2 separate regions of the Mus musculus genome follow, and region 2 is linked to region 1. Evidence: chromatin loops called from intact Hi-C (ENCODE). Cell type or tissue: heart. All regions are shown on one strand. Links, peaks and the distances in the headings refer to the core of each region. The heading gives the core; the rest is flanking DNA. Region 1 has its middle 14 kb from the start of Gm11269. Region 2 has its middle 23 kb from the start of n-THgtg10.

The links. A loop is a pair of places that touch in the nucleus more often than their neighbours do. Peaks named below come from ENCODE experiments on the same cell type or tissue, not always from the same donor. Only the 100,000 strongest peaks of a DNase experiment are listed, where the experiment ranks them.
Region 2: it touches region 1 in a loop (2.4-fold over the local background); 2 of 42 quality-filtered maps call a loop at or near these places.

Annotation. Positions count from the first base shown.
Region 1 is chr4:82,704,027-82,706,937 of GRCm38, reverse strand. No RefSeq gene overlaps it. Among named protein-coding and RNA genes, the nearest start is that of Gm11269, 14 kb to the right of the region's middle. In heart, for the core only: no CTCF peak of the experiment used is centred there; a DNase peak (open chromatin) is centred at 1,367; H3K27ac peaks cover 2,365 bases.
Region 2 is chr4:82,641,582-82,644,492 of GRCm38, reverse strand. No RefSeq gene overlaps it. Among named protein-coding and RNA genes, the nearest start is that of n-THgtg10, 23 kb to the right of the region's middle. In heart, for the core only: a CTCF peak has its summit at 1,291 (motif pointing left); no DNase peak of the experiment used is centred there; H3K27ac peaks cover 270 bases.

The DNA of each region.
Region 1 (2,911 bases), core at 132-2,631:
TTGGCCCTTTAAACTGTGTGCAGCCAATATGAACCCTAAGCCTAAAAGGCTGGCAGAGATACGGATAGGGCATGTGAGAGGCTGGGTGATAAAATATCAACTCAGAGAGCTTGCTGGGCCTTGCCGGTGCTGTAGGGACCTGAAGTTATGTGGCAGCCACTTTGCAGAGATGTACTTGTTTGTATTTTTAGCAAAAGAAAGAGTTGTGTCAGCTTGTCCTGACTTGGCTTTCTGGTTGTAAGATTTTCTCCGAATTATTCGGATTTTTTTTTTTCCTAATTCTTTGGGAACTTGAGGACGGAGGGAGGGAGGGAGGGAGGACAGGATATTGGAAGCAAGTGCTTTTATTAGTAATTAGTCTCCATTCCCTGTATGTGCTCCCCAGGAAATCAGTGCCAAGCCCAGAAGGAGGCAGAAGGGACCTCCTTGAAGGGTTGCCCAGAGAAGACCTAAAGCAGAAGCTGAATTTAAAGTCAGGCCATGCACAAACCTGGCCCTCATCTTCCTCATTTTTTTAAATTATGTCTTCCTGTTTCTGGGTCACCTTTAGAAGGAAGGGAGCAGCAAGCTGGGTATCTTCCTGATTGAAAGCCAGTTCCCAGAGCTGATTTATCTTTGGAAACTGCCTGGCTCTTCTTGAACAGTGATTTCAAAGAGTTAAACTGTTTCCATATGTCCAGTATGAGAATGGAGTTTGTAGCCTTTGGCAACCTCAGCTGAATCCAGCTGCAGCTGCTACCTGTGTGTTCCACTCTGTGTGTGTGTGTGTGTGTGTGTGTGTGTGTGTGTGTGTGTGTGTTCTCACATGCACTCCTGCATGCTTCATGCTTGTGTGCAGTGACATATGAACCGTGTTCCGACTATGTCAATGAAACTGTTATGTCTTTGTTGGGGGAGATATTAATTCTGAGCAATTACAGCTCCCTTTCCCTTCTCCCCTCCCTCCTACCCCTCCCCTCTCTTCATCTGCTCAGCAAGGACCATGGACCATGTCAAACAATATACAACAGAGAAGAATGCAAATAAACTTTAGTCTGCATCGCCCAGCAAGGCAGTTAGCCGCCCACTTGCAAGCTACTTCACTCTTGTACACATGATACACAAAGAACGCTAGCTACTTTCACCAATCCCTTTAGACCAGGAAAAAAAAAAAAAGAGGCAAAAGAACTGATCCTTGTCCTTCTATCTGTGAGGTTGCAGTTCCTCCTGCTAATGAAGGAGCTTTTCCCATGATGCAGTGTGATAAGGATTGGCCTACATGTAGTCCAGCAAGCCACCGCTGATGTTTCCTCGACTAGGTCTCTTATCTCCCATTGAGCTGCCTCTGATGAAGGTCGCTGACAGCAGGATGGCTGGGAAAACGTCGGACAGCTCCATCAAATGGCAGCTTTGCTATGACATGTCAGCCAGGACCTGGTGGATGGTAAGTTTGGCATGATAACCCCTTTTCCATCCTCCCTCCAAATGCCCCCCTCCCTTCTTCCCTCTGAGCGCCTCCTTTGTTGTTCTGTGCACGTGTTGTAAAAGTTTGCTGCCTGCCGGCTGCAAGTTCAAGCTCTAGTTGTGGGAACCTGGAGCGCTCTGCACACCAGTGAGCTAGATAGGACTTCCCACTATTGTGGCCAGGGGCATAGGCCTTCTCTCTGAAAAGGCAGGGTGAGTTTTTGTTCACTTCTAGGAGAGAAAAAAGGAAAACAGAATAAATAAAGAAAAAATGCAAATATCCTGGTGGACCACAGACAGGCTGGCTGCTGTGAACTTCGTGGAGACCCGGGGCGGGCGGTCGGGCTGTAGGGGACTGGAGCCGTCCTGCCTAATTGTTCCTGCACTGGTCTTAGAACACAGCAATGTACTTCTTTCTTCGGTGTCTCGAATAATGATTTAGACGGTGTATTGTGGCACGTTGTGTGCAGCTCCCTCATCAGTATGCGACTGTCCCCCATGCTTTGCCTTAATTTGGAATCCACCTCCCTTTCAGTGAATACTGTAACCGGAGCGACCACTGATTACTATGCCACTCAGCGTAATTAAATTTAGTTAATGAGGATATGCATATTCAGTTCATTATTTTTCTTTGCTCAGGCAAATGTGTGTGGGTTTGTTGTTACTGTCTCCCCCCCCCACTTTCATATTTGTCCAGCTGCAAATGTGGGGAGGAGAGAAAAGAAGCACGGAGCACGGGTGAACCCCGAAATCAACTTTAAAAGTAGTATCAGGAGCAGACAAGTTTTAGCTTTCTTCCATCAGGAGTTTGGGGGAAGAAAACCTCTTCCCATTATAGAGCGGCTACGTGATAACTTTCAATATGCTGGGTCCCGTGTGTGGACAATGGTCTCTTGTATGCTGTCGCCGTGACACGAATGGGGAAATCTTCCCTAGCCAGCTTTTCATGCGACTATCAACTTTGTCATTGACTAATTTATCTGGGCAATTTTTTTTCTTTTGTCACTTTTTTCTTTTGCTCTCCATCAATTCTGACCCTTGCGTTTGTGCCTAGATAGCGGTGGCTCAACTGCTTCCACAGCTGTTGTGCTTACAACGCAGCCCATTTTCACAATAAGTACATCGGGAGACTGTGGGCATTTTCTCCTAGGTGGGGAGGGATATGGCTGCCCTGGCGGTCAGTCCATCTGCAGTCCTCGGACAGAAGGCAGCTCCTTCCGAGGAGCCCTGGCTTCTGGCATTGCTGGGCAAGAGGGGTTCTTATTAATGTGTTAAAGTTTCTAGAAGGTGGGTACAGTGCCTGTGGGCTCCCGAGGGTCCCCACCTCACTGCCTGCTGTCTTCCTTCTCTGCACACTTTCTTCTTAGTGTGAGATGTGGGAGCCCCAGAATTCCACTGCTACTTGAACTCCCCGCTGCTACTTGTTGCTGTTTTGAGTTCTCTGTGTCAAAGGAAAAGTCTGATCTCT
Region 2 (2,911 bases), core at 280-2,779, 63 kb after region 1:
GGATCTGTGGATATGGATCATAATAGGCAGGATTATGATGAGAAGGGGAAAGAAGATACTGGAGGGAGAATCTACCTCTAAAATTATTTGTAGTCCAGATGCCGGGCCCTTCTCCCCTTCTGTTTGAGAGGCTTTTCCAGAGTGGATGCTTCCTTGCCTGGTTTCTTTGAGCCAGGTGTTCTCAAAACCAGAGCATATCATGCTGTGTCCTCTGCTGACTTCAGCCCCAATACAAACCAGGATCCGTATATATTATTATCGATTAAAGGGAATACTGAAGGTGGCCATAAAAGAAATGGGAAAGAGATATACCAAAGAGAGCCATGGTCAAGGAAAAGGGGAGGAGAAATAGAGTCTAGAGGGCCCCTCTTCAGGAGGCTGGCTGTCCACCATTGTGTGCAAAAGGTAAAAGGGTTGGGAGCAAATGGGAGACCTGAGTGCTGGCCAGACCTTGGACTCCATTTTCCATCTTCAGCATCTCTCTCCATGTGAACCCTCACTCCCGACCCCCAGCCTCATGCTTTGGGTAGCCAGGAGAACAGGGCAGGTGCAAGCACAAGCCCGGAGGGCAAAGCTTCAAGACCTGCCGTCTTAGACCTCCCATCTGGACACTCACAAGCTGGTGCCTGGAGTCCTTGGTATGCTTTCAAAGCAGCCTATGTTTGCTACCCACTGGAACATAAGAAAAGACATGTCCTCTGCTTCGGCATTGCCTGCGTGATACCACTTGGCAGCCCTTCAGGATTTTATGACAAATAGTAATGAATAATTAACTAATCATTTGAGCTGCTACCAAAAGCCTGAAGACAACAGCATCGCCTGAGCTCAGCACCACCCAGAGGGACCGTGGCAGTGCTCCACTCTTTATAAAGGCTGGCCAAGACTCCAGCTCTCTGATGCCTCCTGCCAGGTTGGCAGGAGACATATCAGTCTTCCTAGATCTGCTTGTCACCAGGCTGTTCACACAAGAGGGGCACGGATACAGCTGAGGGTTTCTCCACACTGCCACACTTCTCTGTGAGGGGTCAGAGTTTTGGGGGCCCAGAAGCTCTGGAAGCTTCACTAAGTAGGCATCCCTGCCTGAGAGTGGAGAGGGACATTTGGCAGTGTCTTGTGACATTTTGATCAGCAACTAGTGGGCAGAAGCTAGAGAGATGCTGCTAAGCATCGTACGGCACACAGGACAGACCTTGACAACAAAGAAACCAGCTCTCCTGGATGTCCACCCTGCAGCAGAGTAACAGAAGGATGTGCCACTTGACCAAGCCCCCATGTCATTACAGTGAGGCCAAGACCAAAGACACTTGGGCTCCCTCGAGTGGTGAATAACACTATGACAGCCAGGAAGCACCCCTAGCTGCAAGAGGTGTGTGTGTGTGTGTGTGTGTGTGTGTGTGTGTTTCAATTATGCCATCTTATCCATCACAAAGTGTGCATCAGTTAATGGTGACAGTAATCTTGATGAATTATTAATGAGCCATTTTCTTCTCTCCATGTTGTTAATACCAGTGCAGGCGTCTTTGCATTGACACTGGATTTCCTTATGATTAACCAGAAATATGTTCTTCCCATTTAGTTTAGAACAGTGCTTGAATATGAATCTGTGTGATTCCTTTCTGGGGTTTGTGTGTGTGTGTTTAATTTTGATTTTTGTTTCTTTTTTTGTTTTTGTTGTTGTTGTTGCTGTTCTTGTTGTTGGGTTTTTTCCCCCTTAATGGAAACATCAGAGTCCCTGTCATGTTCTCATTTCCCTTTTGGAAAGAGAATACTAGCGTTCCTCAAGGGGAGAGCACACAGGGTGGTAGGCAACTGTACGATTCTGTTTCCCCATTTCCATCTCATAAGGCCACTCTGTAACTTTCTCTCAACATATCCCCATTTTTCATTAAACTTGAGAGAAAAGTTTCTTTCACTGACTTAAGGACCTGCCAACCTGTGTCTAGCTTCACACTGTAGGACATTGTGTTGTCCTTCTGTCTAGTTAGCCAGCCAGATTTCTCATGAGGAAGCTGATTCCCTTCAACTTTTGATCCAAAGTAAGGAGATGTCTGAGTCTTCTTGTGGGAATTCTTAGCACTATTACAACCAGAAACGGTGGTGGGGTTAAATGAAACCGGCACATGGAGATAGGGTTAGCTCTGAATGTTAGTACCCTGGGAGAATCTCACAGGCTGAAGCCAGTGTCAGCAGGACTGCATTCCTTCCAAAAGCTTTAGAGAAGAGCCTGTCCCTTTTCATTCTCCAGGGTCAACAGCCCTCTTCTTCCCTTTCATCTCATTTAAAGACAGTGACAGCAAACCTCTGTGGGCATTACTCAGAAGCCATCTTTCTATCTTAGATTTTCTTTTTAAATCCTTTAGTTACTATACTCACAAACACCTTAATAGATATTGCTAGATTTAGTCCTGGGTTGTTGTAGGTTTTCTTGCTATCACCGTAAGCTATTTTTAATTTAAATTATTATCAAATTGTTATAACAGAGTTCATATCTATTGGTTTGTGTAGAAACTGTATCATTATCTGAAAATTAGCATTTCAGGAACCACTGTGGTCAGCCTTGGTGACAAATGAATGTGTTATTCTCTGTCCTTTTGGCAACTGCCGCCAGGCTTTGAACATGATTATAACTGAAAGTATAGTTAAATACCATACCTTGCATAAAAGTATAGTTAAATACCATAGCATACCTCCTATAGCCTTGTACTGGAATTGCCAGTGAGCTCTCATATCTGGGAAGGTTGTTCTGTCCTGTGCTGGGGCCCCCAGGCCTGTCTGGTGGTCAAGAATATCTATCTCACTTTTAGAGACCAGGAATTTCTCTCAGTTAAAAATGCTAAGAATCAAGGCTGGACACCATACACACCAGCTGTTCTTTTGTAGTTACTTCACCATAGAGGAATTCAGCAGTTTG